4 separate regions of the Homo sapiens genome follow, and all the other regions are linked to region 3. The links are chromatin contacts, found by Hi-C or POLR2A ChIA-PET in ENCODE. All regions are on one chromosome and are shown on one strand. The core of a region is the stretch at or near the end of the contact, and the rest is flanking DNA. Distances in the headings are between cores, read along the strand shown. Region 1 holds the start of C9orf163 (chromosome 9 putative open reading frame 163). Region 2 holds the start of NOTCH1 (notch receptor 1). Region 3 holds the start of ARRDC1-AS1 (ARRDC1 antisense RNA 1). Region 4 holds the start of TMEM250 (transmembrane protein 250).

Region 1 (2,700 bases), core at 167-2,666, 1.1 Mb after region 3:
TGGAAAGGGCAAACAATGACACCTCCTTCCGCGGAGGGTGCAGAGCGCCTCGACCACTGGGAAGAAGCAGATGGGGGCAGCGGGGCTGGGGCTGGGCCCTACCACGTGCTCCCTAACTCTGTTCAAACAGGTCAGGAATCTGACTCCTGAAAGGCAAATGTTAGCTGAGCAGATTGGCCCTGGTGCCACGTCAGCCGGACTGAAGCTCTCCCTGCACCGCCTGCGGCCCTGCTGGCGTGGCACGGATATCACCCCCTCCCTCACCAGCCGCCGGCCCAGCTGGGGACAAGGGTGGCTCCCACCCAGGGAGGACCTCAGCCGCTGCTGGGAGCTCAGCCTCCCGCGATGCCATCGGGCGGGCACCCCCACCACGGCGCCTGCCCTCTGGAAGGAGCAGCAGAGGAAGGCCGCGGCTCTTCCCTGCCCTTGCCAGGCAGGTGTGCAGGTGAGTGGGCCCGGCATGGCTGGCCGCTTCCTCAACCGCTCAGCCTCCCTCGGCTCCTCCGAAAAATGAGGGCACAGAGGATAGTGCCCACCTGTTCCCTGCGATCTTCCGCGGGAGGGCGTGGATGCTGCCTGGCCTGGCCGTGGCAGGCACAGGAGCGCCTACCCGCCTCACCCCTCCGCTGGGTCGCTCTGGCCGCCCGAGCGCCCGGGCCCACTCGCCACCGACGTGCACTCAGCCAAGGCTGGGACCCCAGCGCCCCTGTGGGGCTGGCGGCCGGGGGAACGAACCGAGTAGGCCGCACCTCCCCGGGAGGACAGCAGGGCTGGGGCCAGGGTGGGCCTGGGAGGGCCCGGCGCAGCAAAGGCGCAGGGCGGAGCTTGGGGACGAGGAGCCCGCGCGTCCCCCTTGCGAGTCGGCGGACACCCGGCTCCGCGCGGTGGCCGGGCCGCCCCTCCCTGCCCGGGCCTCTGTGCAGAGCGAAGGGACAGTAGAGGATGCGTCGGGGAAACCCCAGGACGCTGGCCAGGGACTGGCGGCAGCCATCGACCAACTTCCGGCGCCGCTCGGTGCCCGCGGCCACGCCGTAACCAGGCAACCAGCGCGCAGGCGCAGTCGGCCCTCCGCGTCCCGCAGCTCCGGCCGCTCCCGGCGCATGCGCGGCCGCCGCCGCCTGCCCTCCAGCCTCCCAGCCCAACGGAAGAATGCGAGGAGCGCGCCCGCGTCAGGGCCCCGCGCTTCTCAGCTGGGCGGAGTAGCCGTTCTCGGTGCGTGAGCCTGCTGGCATCGGTCCTGCAGACTGATTTCCCGCTTGTGGCCTTGATTGAAGAATCCCATCTCTTCTCACATCTTAAAACGAAAAAAGACTGGGAGAAAGAGCCAGCGTAAACAGGGCGACGTACTGGGACGGCCCCGGCGCGCCTGGCCGGGCAGGTGGCGAGGGGCGGGGCCAAGCGGTGAGGCGGCAGACGGACGCCGGAGGGGGGCGGGGCCACGGGCGGGGAAGGACGGCCGAGGGGCGGGGCCAAAGGGGCGGGAACGACAGGATGAGGCGGAGAAAGACGGACGACGGGCGGGGCTAAGGGGGCGGGACGAAAGAATGAGGCGAGGAACGACGGAAGAGGGGCGGGGCCAAGGGGAGCGGGAACTACAGGATAAGGCGTGGAAGACGGGCGGGGGGCGGGACGAAAGAATGAGGCGGGGAAGAACGGACGCCGGCGAGGGGCGGGGGCAGAGGGGGCGGGACAGAGGGATGAGGCGGGGAGGACGGACGCCGGCGAGGGGCGGGGCCGAGGGATGGGCTGTGAAGGGCTGAAAGAGAACGCGTCTGGGCCGACGAGCCGAGGGGCGGGGCCAGGGGCGGGGCGCGCGCTGATGTCGTAAGCCGGACACGTCGGCGGCGCGGCGGCCGCGGAGACCCGAGCCGGATGTGCCAAGATGGCTGCGGCGGCTGAGGTGTCTGTGCTCGTCGCCAGCGTCGGGTGGGCTTTCGCCCGCGGCTCCTGAGGGATCGGTCTCAGCCGCGCGGGTGAGGGGGCGAGCGCGGGTGAGGGGGCGAGCGCGGGAGGAGGAAGGCGGAGGCCGGCCGGCGGAGCCAGGCCGTGGAGGTCGGGGCGCGGAGGAGAGGAGGCGGCTGGGCCCAGCCCCGAGCGGGCGGTGCATCTCGGGTCCCGCCGGGGCCGGTCGAGGGGACAGACGTCCGGGCCCCCGGGCCAGAGCGGAAGGCCGGACGCGGCGCGGGCCGCCGTGGGACTCGAGGGACTGACGTGGACCCGGCTGGGCTGCGGTGACGCCGGTTCCCGGGGCGGGAGGCTGGACCCCCAGGCACCCCTCGTAAGACTCTTAACTTTTCAAATGAGCGTGTCTTGTCCTCACCGGCTAGAAGGCTTCCTTAGCGATGCTGGTGAAGAGACACATTTACATTTGAACCAAAGAGCAGAGTTGTTTGTTTGTAATTTCTTGATTGGGCGATCAGGATGTTGCAACAGAGGCCGAGGGTTAGAGGAGTGTGTGTGATCCGGCTCGCCCCTTTGTGATGGAAGTGTTACAGTAGAGCCTTCAGAAACATCAGAGCCATTTAAAGTCAGTTTTTGCCGCTTAAGAACACTTTTAAATGGCTTGTAAGTTGGGTGTGGATTGTATATTAAGATTTTGTTTTACATGTGTGATGCCGATGTTAACCAAAGAGGTATTTCCCATCCCCCATGTGGCAATACGAAGCAAACGGAACCGCAGACGGTTCTTCCTAGAAGTGA
Region 2 (2,700 bases), core at 192-2,691, 1.1 Mb after region 3:
ATGGAAAATCTGCTCCTCCAGGCTGCCTGGCTGCTGTTACATAAACATCTCTGCTGCCTCCAGGCGCCTCCTCTCCTGGGGCGCTGACCCCAAGATGTTACCCCAGGCCTGCAGAAGTGAGGCCAGATTCTGGGAGGACGCAGGCGAGGGAGGCTCCCAGCAGCAGCTACAGGGGCGGGACAGGCCGCCTGCACTGGCTGTTTCCAGAGTGCTCAGCATTTGGCAAGAGGTGTGCCAGGAAAGGCTTGCTGGGGTCAGGTGTGAGATTTGTCCTGCTTTCTGTGCCTGCCTCTGCCACCATGCTCTGGGGTTTCTGCAGCCCTCCCCCCAGGCCCCCACAGTCCTAGGTCCCTCCCAGCCTTTCGGTCTCCCCGCAGGGCAGGCTTAGCCCTCCTACTCCAGGAGGGGCGCCGGGACACGCGCCTTCTGCCATCGCACTCACCACCCTGTGTTGGGGTGGGGAGGGGGCGCTGTCTGTCCCTGGCACGAGGCCGTGAACTTTGCGCAGGGACTATGGCAGGCATTTTGGACTCCTGGCGCTTAACCAGGCTTGGCACAGGGTGCCCGTGCCTGGCATCGTGGTGGAGAAATAAATCAGCCGGAAGGAGCACGTGGGAAGGGCTGCGCCGGCGCCAGCGGCAGATCCGCCCGACCCGTTTGTGCTTTCTGGGGCCACCTTAGGCAGGCGGCGCCCGGGCAGGAGGAGGACGGTGACCGAGGAGCGTGTCGACGCGGGTCCCCCTTGGGGGAGCGGGGCACAATCCGTCCGCGAGGCACTGGTCCCGGCTGCTCCCTCGGGGCGCCCGGAGTCCCCTGCCCAGAGGCCGCGGCGCCCCCATCCCTCGCGGTCAAGTGCTCGGGCAATCACGGCCAGGGATGTCTGGCGGCGATCGATCCTCTGGACGCCTAAAGCCGCGGCCACGGGGCCCTCGGGAGGGAGTGAAGCCGCTGGGCTAGGGGCGCACACACGGCTAGGCCACTCTCCCAGAGCCCTGCCCCGGGCCCGGGGTCCCCCAACGTGGCCTCAGCTGCTCCCCGCCCGGCCCAGCGCACGGTGCACACGGCTGTCCGCGGCCTCGCCCTCCCCATTCCGCCCCGGGCTCCTCCGCTTATTCACATGCAAATTTCAGTCGCCAGTTGTCGCCGAGCGCGGCAACCGCCAGAGCCGGATCCTTCCGCAGCCCCGGCTCAAACTTTTGGCCTCTGAAAACTTTCAAACGAGAAGTAGTCCCAGGCGCCCGCTCCCGACCCACGCCGCGCCGCCGGGTCCCTCCTCCCCGGAGAGGCTGGGCTCGGGACGCGCGGCTCAGCTCGGGGAGGCGCAAAGGCGGACGGGGCGTGCGGGAGGAGGTGGCCGCGGAGGGGGCGGGGGGACCGGCGGGGGTGGGGCCGGGCGGGGCGGGGCCGGCGGGGGCGGAGCGCACCTCGACTCTGAGCCTCACTAGTGCCTCGGCCGCGGGAGGGAGCGCAAGGGCGCGGGGCGCGGGGCGCGGGCGCGGGCGCGAGCGCAGCGAAGGAACGAGCCGGGCGCGGAGCCGGGCCCGGGGGCCTGCGAGAGCACAGCGCCGCCAGCCAGCCGGGGAAGAGAGGGCGGGACCGTCCGCCGCCGCCCCGGGACCGTACGCCGCGCGTGTGCGTCCCAGCCCCGCCGGCCAGCGCAGGAGGCCGCCGCCCGGGCGCAGAGGGCAGCCGGTGGGGAGGCATGCCGCCGCTCCTGGCGCCCCTGCTCTGCCTGGCGCTGCTGCCCGCGCTCGCCGCACGAGGTAGGCGCCCACCCACCCGCGAGCCCCCACTTTCCGCGCCCTTTGGAAACTTTGGCGGCGCCCGGCGCGCGCGCCCCACGGCTGGGAGCGGGCGGCGGGGAGGCCAGCATGGAGAGGGAAAAGCGGGCGGCCCGGGGCGTGGGGTTCTGGAGTCCCGGGATCAGGGAGGACCGACCTTCCCCCTCGATCCCCCCGTGGAGGCGGACTCGCGCCGCCCGTGCCTGGAGCCGAGTTAGGAGGCCGGTGTGGGGTGCTGGGGCCCCGGAGGCCCTACTCCGGGCCCGCCCTTCACCCGCCGCGCGTGGGGCTTGCCGCCGGTCGGCCGGGCGGGCGGGCTGCCTACTATTTTTCGATTTGAATAGAGTCGGTTTTGGTTTCCTGTTGCTTCTCCGGGCCATTTATCTTCTTTCTTCTTCGCCTCTGGCCCACGCCGGGGCGGATGTTGGGGCGCGGAGTGTGGGCTCTGCGGCGCCGCGTTCGCCTTCACTGACCCGCGCGGCCGGGCTGGGTCCCCGGGCTCCCGGTCGCCCCGCCCGCCGGTGCCCCCCAGCCCGGCTCTCAGTTTGGGGGAGGGGTTGCGTAAGAAGCCGCCGCGCCCGGGGGGACTGAACTTTCCTTTTGCTTTGCGGAGTTGAAGTTTGGAAAGCTTGGGGGCGGAGAGCGGGACGCGGGTGGGGGGCTCTTACATTTCTCCCCGCCGCACAGCGAGCGGGGTCTCTGGGGAATCGAGTGATTAATCCACTCTTTCTCCGAGAGTTGGAGGCGAGAATTATCTGTCCTCTTCCAGAAAGTGCGGCTCTGTGTCACACCCCCCTCCCCCGTTTCTCAGCCCCGGTAAGATGGGGAGGGAGGGGCTTGAGTAATTGATCCCTTCTCGAGATGGGGTCGAATTCCTTCCGAATGGGGGACCTTCATCCCCCTCCTGTGGGTGTATGGG
Region 3 (2,700 bases), core at 129-2,628:
TCCCCTACAAGCCTAGAAGTGACTTGAAATTTTCTAATTTCGCTTTTTGTTCTCAGTGACTAATATTAATTCCTTGAATGCTGCAGATACTCAGCAAAAACTCCTTGCATTGAATTTAAGAATTCCCCTGCACCTTCCCAGTTTACTTATTTCAACACCCCCCAAAAATGCAGGAAAAAAATAAACAAAAAGGCCATACATTACCTGAGTTAAAATACAGTGTTAAGTCTATGCACCAGGATACTGTACGGCTTCTTACTACACCTTAACTTTCTAAGCTTTAGAAGTCTCAACTGTTACTAGACAGTTAATTTCAAAGAAATACTTCTACGCTGACAGTTTTCTCCAAACCGGTCCCTTATCTCAGCCCTAGGACCACACTATTTCTGCATCTCCACGGACACACCACCTCCTGCTTGCTTTTCCTTCAGAGGGACGCCAGTGGTCCACTCGCAAGACTTTAATCTCTACGCTGCTTCCTTTCCTAAGCAAGGAAACAAACTATCCTTGAGAATGAGCACGGGGAAGGCCGAGACCATTAACAAAAGAATGTGAACTTTTTACATCGAGAGCCCTTTAAAGCTGCTGGTTTGGAAATAAACTTGAGTCCGCAAGCTTCCCACCGAGCGTGCTTTCCTGCTTCTGACAGCCAGCAGGGCTGGAGCAGCATTGTCTGGGGAGAAACACGCCGGGACTGGCCAACTTTTCGTTAAAGATGGTGCCATCCTACTCAGAACAAAGTGAAAGGTCAACGAAGCGAAGGAAGAGCTCCGAGAGGAGGGACAGCCTCGCCTCGGCCGGCGCTCCAAAGTTGGCCGGCCCCGCTACTTTTCCTTTTGTCCTCCGCACCTCCCCGGCACCCTGGCCGAGGCCCTCCCCGCAGATCCGGCTTGCGGGCGGCGGCGGCGGCACGGGGTCCGTGGGGGGCGCGGGCACAGGTACGCGGTCGCCTCCCTCACCTGCGCCCCCGCCCGCTCCCCCAGCCGCCGCCCGGCCCGCGCCGCGCACAAAGCGCGCCCGGCGGGAGCGCGGGCCGGACGCCCGGCGGCCTCGGCCCGGCCTCGGCCTGAGGCGGCGGCAGCGGCGGCGGCGGCGGCGGGGGGACCCGGGGCCCCGCCCGCCCGCCGGCCGCCTGCCGCCGCCCCGCCCGGTTCTTCGCCCCCGCGCCGCCTCCGCCGCTGCCCGCCGCCCCCGCGCCGCCCCCCGCCGGCCCCGCTGCTCACCTCGGCATCGGCGGCGGCCATGGCCCGGGCCCGCAGCGTGGCCCCGCCCCTCCCGCGCGCCATCGCCCCGCCCGCGCCTCGCGGCCCAGAGTCGGGGCGGGGCCGATCGCCTACGTCTGCGCCTGCGCCTGCGCCCGCGCCTGCGCGTTGGAGCTCGACCGGTGCGGCGCCTGCGCACTGGAACCAGGCGTGCGGCGCCCCAGGCGCCGGGCCTGCGGCGGCCGGAACCGGAACGCGCGCCCGCGGGGTAGGAGACCTGGAGCTGGAGAACCCGCCCGCCAGAGTCGTAGTAGTGGATGGGGAGTAGCCGTCCCATTTTCAACACATGTCTCATTCTAAATTGACGTTTTGGTGGGCTGGCCGAAGAAGGAGAAAGACCCGCGGCTCCGACCTCTGACCTCTAACCCCGGACGCACTTTGATTTCGCCGGCTTGCGCGGAAGGCTGACTCCCTGGGCCGCGGCCTGGCGCGGGAGCCGCCTGTGGGGTGTCCCCGGCGCGGGAGGGTGCTCTGGTTCAGGCAGGTTCCCGTTGCGGCGGGGTTCCCTCGGTTGGGAGGAATGCCCCTGCCGAGGGTATGCTCCGGCTGGAGGGGGTGTCCCTAACGGCGGGAATACCTGGACTGGCTGGGGTGTCCCACTGGGGAGGGTTTCCCGGTGGGGAGGTGTCTGGCGGGGGAGCGGCTCCGGCTAAGCATGGGTGTTCTGCTAGGAGGATGTGTCTGGCTGGGGGCGGTGTCCCAATCGGGAGGGTTGCCCTGATGGGGGAGGTTCTACAGTTGTGGAGATGCCAACCTGGGGGGCGCTCCGGTTGGGGGGTGTGCCCTCTCTGGTTACCCCGCTCTCGCTGCCACTCATAGGCCCGCTGCCCAGGTATGCACAAGTCAAGGCCTTTTCTGCAGACCAAGTAGCCTTCCCTGGAGAGCGCCCCCAGCACCACGGAAACTACCTACATGCCCCGCGGTGGTCAGCCCGCCTTATCCCAGCCCCGAGACCCAAAACAAGAAGCATGGACTGAATTTGAGGTTTCTGGATGGTCGTGTGAACCGAGGGGACGGGTACTGGACTGACAAGAAATGAGCCTTGAAGGTCAATCTGGGTGACACCCGAGTCTCCTGGTGAGTCGGACTCCGGAGAATTATCTCAAGTCCAGCATAGACAGCGCACATAGACAGAAAAGGAAACGGACAATCCCAAGTGCCAAGGGAACCTTCCCAGGTTTCTTTAGGGCAGCTAAACTGCTCTGTCAAAGCCTAAGTCCATTTATGACAGGCCGAGCACCCTGAGCCCTCGCAGGAGACACGAGCGCCTTCATGGCCCTCCTGCCCCGCACCCACCTCTCCGCCACCCCTGCTGTCTGTCCCTTCCCTGAAACCTTTATTTCGAGTGTCTTTGTGGCTTCCCTCTTTACCATCCTTGAGTTGAAATATCACCTCTTAAGGGAAGCCTTCCCTCTCCTCCCTAGTTAAAATGATACTG
Region 4 (2,700 bases), core at 184-2,683, 1.5 Mb after region 3:
TTGTGGAGGCCATGTTGCCAGCCAGGTCGCCCAGGCTAGTCTTAAAACTCCTGGGCACAAGAGATCTGAGGCCGGAATGACAGGTGTGAGCCACCACGCCCAGCCTTATCTCAATAGCTAAACGTGTGGATCTGCCTCACATCTGGAGAGGCAGAGAGGTGAGCCACCAACAGGACTATTGAGGAAGGAAGGAGACCTGTTTATTGATTTTAAGTTTTTTGTAGAGACAGGGGCCTCACTATGTTGCCCAGGCTGGTCTCAAACTTCTGGGGCAAGTGATCCCCCTGCCTTGGCCTCCCAAAGCGGTGGAATGACAGGCGTGAACTAGCGCTTCTTGCCTGACACGTTTCTTTCGGAATATTTGCCGCCAGCCATCGGTAAAGAAAACAGGCTCTTGGCCTTTTTTGCTGTGCTACCTCCTGGTGGCCTTTGCTCGTCCAGATGTTCCTCGAACTCCTGCTCATGTCGGGTAAAGGCGGCTCTCTCTCCTGTGGCGGGGATGGGGCCACAGTGGAGAAGGTAGCTGTGCCAGCCCTCAGGGCGGCCCTGGTCCAAAGGACAGGGGCCCAGGAGCCAGCTCGCCGTCCCGGGAGGCCTGCAGCCAATGACGGGCCTGGTGGGCAGGAGGGCCCAGCCCCCTTGTTCCAGTGCCTTGAATTTGAAGGGCCACCCACTTTACGGTCGCCCCAGGGGCTGCTGACCCTGCCTTCCCCTCCTACCCAGCAGCCACACCCAGGAGCGCTCCCCAACACATTCCTCGCTGGAAACCCCCAGGACAACCGCCAGCCTGTACGAACCAGGCGTGAGGACACTAACACAAGTCCCCTTCCTTCACTGGGGGGCGGCGGGGGGGCGGCCCTGGGGCTGCTGCTGGGCCTGCTCGTGCTCCGGGGCTGTCCCTACTTCGGCTGCCGACGTCGCCGCCGGCCCACCGGGCCTCGCAGCTACACACCCGATCCGTGCCGCCCGGGTCCGCGTGGCGTCAGCCGCCCCCACCCTTCCCCGCCCTCCTGGAGCCTGGGGGGCGCCCTCATTCCCGCCGCCGCCCTGTCCTCCCAGCCCCAGGCCGCGCAGGAGGCCTTCGCACACGGCCCCGCGAGGACCAGACCTGCTCCCGGTCCCTGGGCCGCCCACCCCCGCCGGGAAAGCGGCTTCCTCCGGGGCCCGGCCCCACCCCAGCGACGGCAGCAGCGCGCCGGGTCGCAGACACCTCAGTCCGGGGCCAGGACCACGGTCAAGCCCTCTGCTGGGGCCAAAGGACTGCTCCACGGAAGCGCGCCTGCGCACTGCCTCTCCACGGGATGCGGTAGCGCGTGCGCGGAGGCGCGGCCCAGGAACGGCAAGCGCAGGCGCAGAAGACCAGGCGCGGCACCGAGGGCGTTCGGGGGAGGGAACGCTACGGACTGCTCGCAGCGTGCGCACGCACGCACGCACGCACGCCCTCGGGAAGCGACGAGTCCGGGACGCCCAGCGCGGGCCCGGAGCAGGGGGAAGGGAAGTGCGGCTCGGTCGGCGCGGGTGGAGGGGGCGTGAGGCCGCCCTACGGTGGCCGTCGAGGGACGGCGCTACGGCTCCCACGCTAGGCCAAACGCCTCCGGCGGCCGCGCCCGAGAGCCCCTTCACCTGCAGGGCGACCCCAGCCGGCGACGCGTGAACCACGCCCTCAGCCGCCTTGCCAGCGCCCCCAGCCGCGCGCCCCAGCACCATGCGGCCGCCCTGCGCACGGAGCCCCGAGGGACAGGGGCACCCGCAGGCCCGGCCCCTAGCACCGCCGGCCGGCCCCGAGGTCCGGGACGCCGGCGCCGCCGCGGAGAGGGCACCGGGTGAGCTGCGGTCGGGGACCCGGCCTAGGCGGGGGCCGTCTCCAGGGCAACGCGCGGCGCGGGACCCGGAAGTGGCTCCGGCAGGGGCTCTGCAGCCAGGGGGCCCGGCGCGGCGCGGCGCAGGCCCGGTGCTCACGCGGAGTTGGCCGGGGCCCGTTGCGTCTCTGCGGCCCCGAGGAAACAGTCCTGGGTCCATGGGCCGGGCCGAGCGGGCGTCTGCAGAAACGCAGGGACCCGGATGGAGCCGCGGGCCGCGAGACCCTGCGGGGACACAGCTCCGCCGAGTCGCGTTTGAGTGGCACCGCCATGGCCGGGGTCCCGGCCGGGGCGAGCTCCAGGCCAAGGCCGGCCTTAAATAGGGCCGCTCTGGCCCCTGCACCCCGTGGAGGAGCCGGGCGGAGGGAGAGGGCGAGGTCGGGCCCCTGCGGGCACGGGAGGGTCAGGCGGCCCCGGCCCCTCCCTCCTCCGCCCTGGCCAGGTCCCCACGGCAGGGCCCCAGGCTGAATCTGAAGGCAGGCGAAGCTCTTGGCAACAGTCCCCTGTAATGTTACCAACTTTCCTGCTCAGATTTTATTTCCTGACCTTTGAGTTCATTCCGTCTACAGATTATTTCGGCAAGGTATAAACGGCCTTTACTAGGTGAAGCTGGAGAGCCAAATGCCGCCTCTGCTCTTTGCAGCCCAGTCTGTAAGGGCCGCTGCCAGGCCCCGGGCCGACCCCACTGTGCACGCCAGGCCCAGCCCCTTCCCTCCCACAGCTACCCACAAAGGCAGTGCTATTGGCACCCCCATTGGACAGAGCAGGAGCCGTCTTGGGGTCAGGTGACCTGCCCAAAGTCACTGCTAGGGAAGGACAGTGCCAGGGTTCAGGCCCAGCA

The links. A loop is a pair of places that touch in the nucleus more often than their neighbours do. ChIA-PET counts read pairs that join two places held with the same protein, here RNA polymerase II (POLR2A). Pooled maps may share reads with other maps.
Region 1: a pooled map shows a loop between it and region 3 (19-fold over the local background). The contact joins the promoter of C9orf163 here to the promoter of ARRDC1-AS1 in region 3. A Hi-C loop is called at or near these places in 2 of 168 maps with a recorded cell type or tissue (CD4-positive, alpha-beta memory T cell and breast epithelium), 4 of 37 single-sample maps with no recorded cell type and 11 of 50 pooled maps.
Region 2: a pooled map shows a loop between it and region 3 (4-fold over the local background). The contact joins the promoter of NOTCH1 here to the promoter of ARRDC1-AS1 in region 3. A Hi-C loop is called at or near these places in 1 of 168 maps with a recorded cell type or tissue (CD8-positive, alpha-beta T cell), 1 of 37 single-sample maps with no recorded cell type and 6 of 50 pooled maps. POLR2A ChIA-PET finds 5 or more read pairs at or near these places in 3 of 52 experiments (activated B cell, activated CD4-positive, alpha-beta memory T cell and naive thymus-derived CD8-positive, alpha-beta T cell).
Region 4: a loop to region 3 is called in a map with no recorded cell type, with 7 times the contacts of the local background. The contact joins the promoter of TMEM250 here to the promoter of ARRDC1-AS1 in region 3. A Hi-C loop is called at or near these places in 2 of 37 single-sample maps with no recorded cell type and 10 of 50 pooled maps.

The regions. Positions count from the first base shown.
Region 1 is chr9:136,482,211-136,484,910 of GRCh38, reverse strand. C9orf163 (chromosome 9 putative open reading frame 163) reads right to left here and starts at 1,416. Exons shown (of 1, transcript NR_172629.1): 1 at 1-1,416. It overlaps SEC16A (SEC16 homolog A, endoplasmic reticulum export factor), which reads left to right and starts at 1,871. Exons shown (of 32, transcript NM_014866.2): 1 at 1,871-1,973. RefSeq lists silencers at 759-1,188, 1,339-1,518, 1,589-1,698, 1,929-2,248 and enhancers at 488-1,232, 1,978-2,700.
Region 2 is chr9:136,544,789-136,547,488 of GRCh38, reverse strand. It overlaps NOTCH1 (notch receptor 1), which reads left to right and starts at 1,441. Exons shown (of 34, transcript NM_017617.5): 1 at 1,441-1,763. The coding sequence starts at 1,703. MIR4674 (microRNA 4674) reads left to right here and starts at 1,230; the gene lies at 1,230-1,316. RefSeq lists enhancers at 1-584, 2,557-2,606 and silencers at 777-876, 1,217-1,776, 1,797-2,056, 2,277-2,326.
Region 3 is chr9:137,617,573-137,620,272 of GRCh38, reverse strand. It overlaps ARRDC1-AS1 (ARRDC1 antisense RNA 1), which reads left to right and starts at 1,378. Exons shown (of 3, transcript NR_122035.1): 1 at 1,378-1,742; 2 at 2,082-2,339. It overlaps EHMT1 (euchromatic histone lysine methyltransferase 1), which reads right to left and starts at 1,268. Exons shown (of 27, transcript NM_024757.5): 1 at 1,224-1,268. The coding sequence starts at 1,244. RefSeq lists enhancers at 142-860, 1,526-1,575 and a silencer at 1,186-1,485.
Region 4 is chr9:136,117,608-136,120,307 of GRCh38, reverse strand. TMEM250 (transmembrane protein 250) reads left to right here and starts at 1,433. Exons shown (of 2, transcript NM_152833.3): 1 at 1,433-1,823. LOC107987142 (a long non-coding RNA gene) reads right to left here and starts at 2,516. Exons shown (of 2, transcript NR_165242.1): 1 at 2,406-2,516. RefSeq lists enhancers at 31-605, 606-1,182, 2,336-2,700 and silencers at 850-1,239, 1,270-2,319.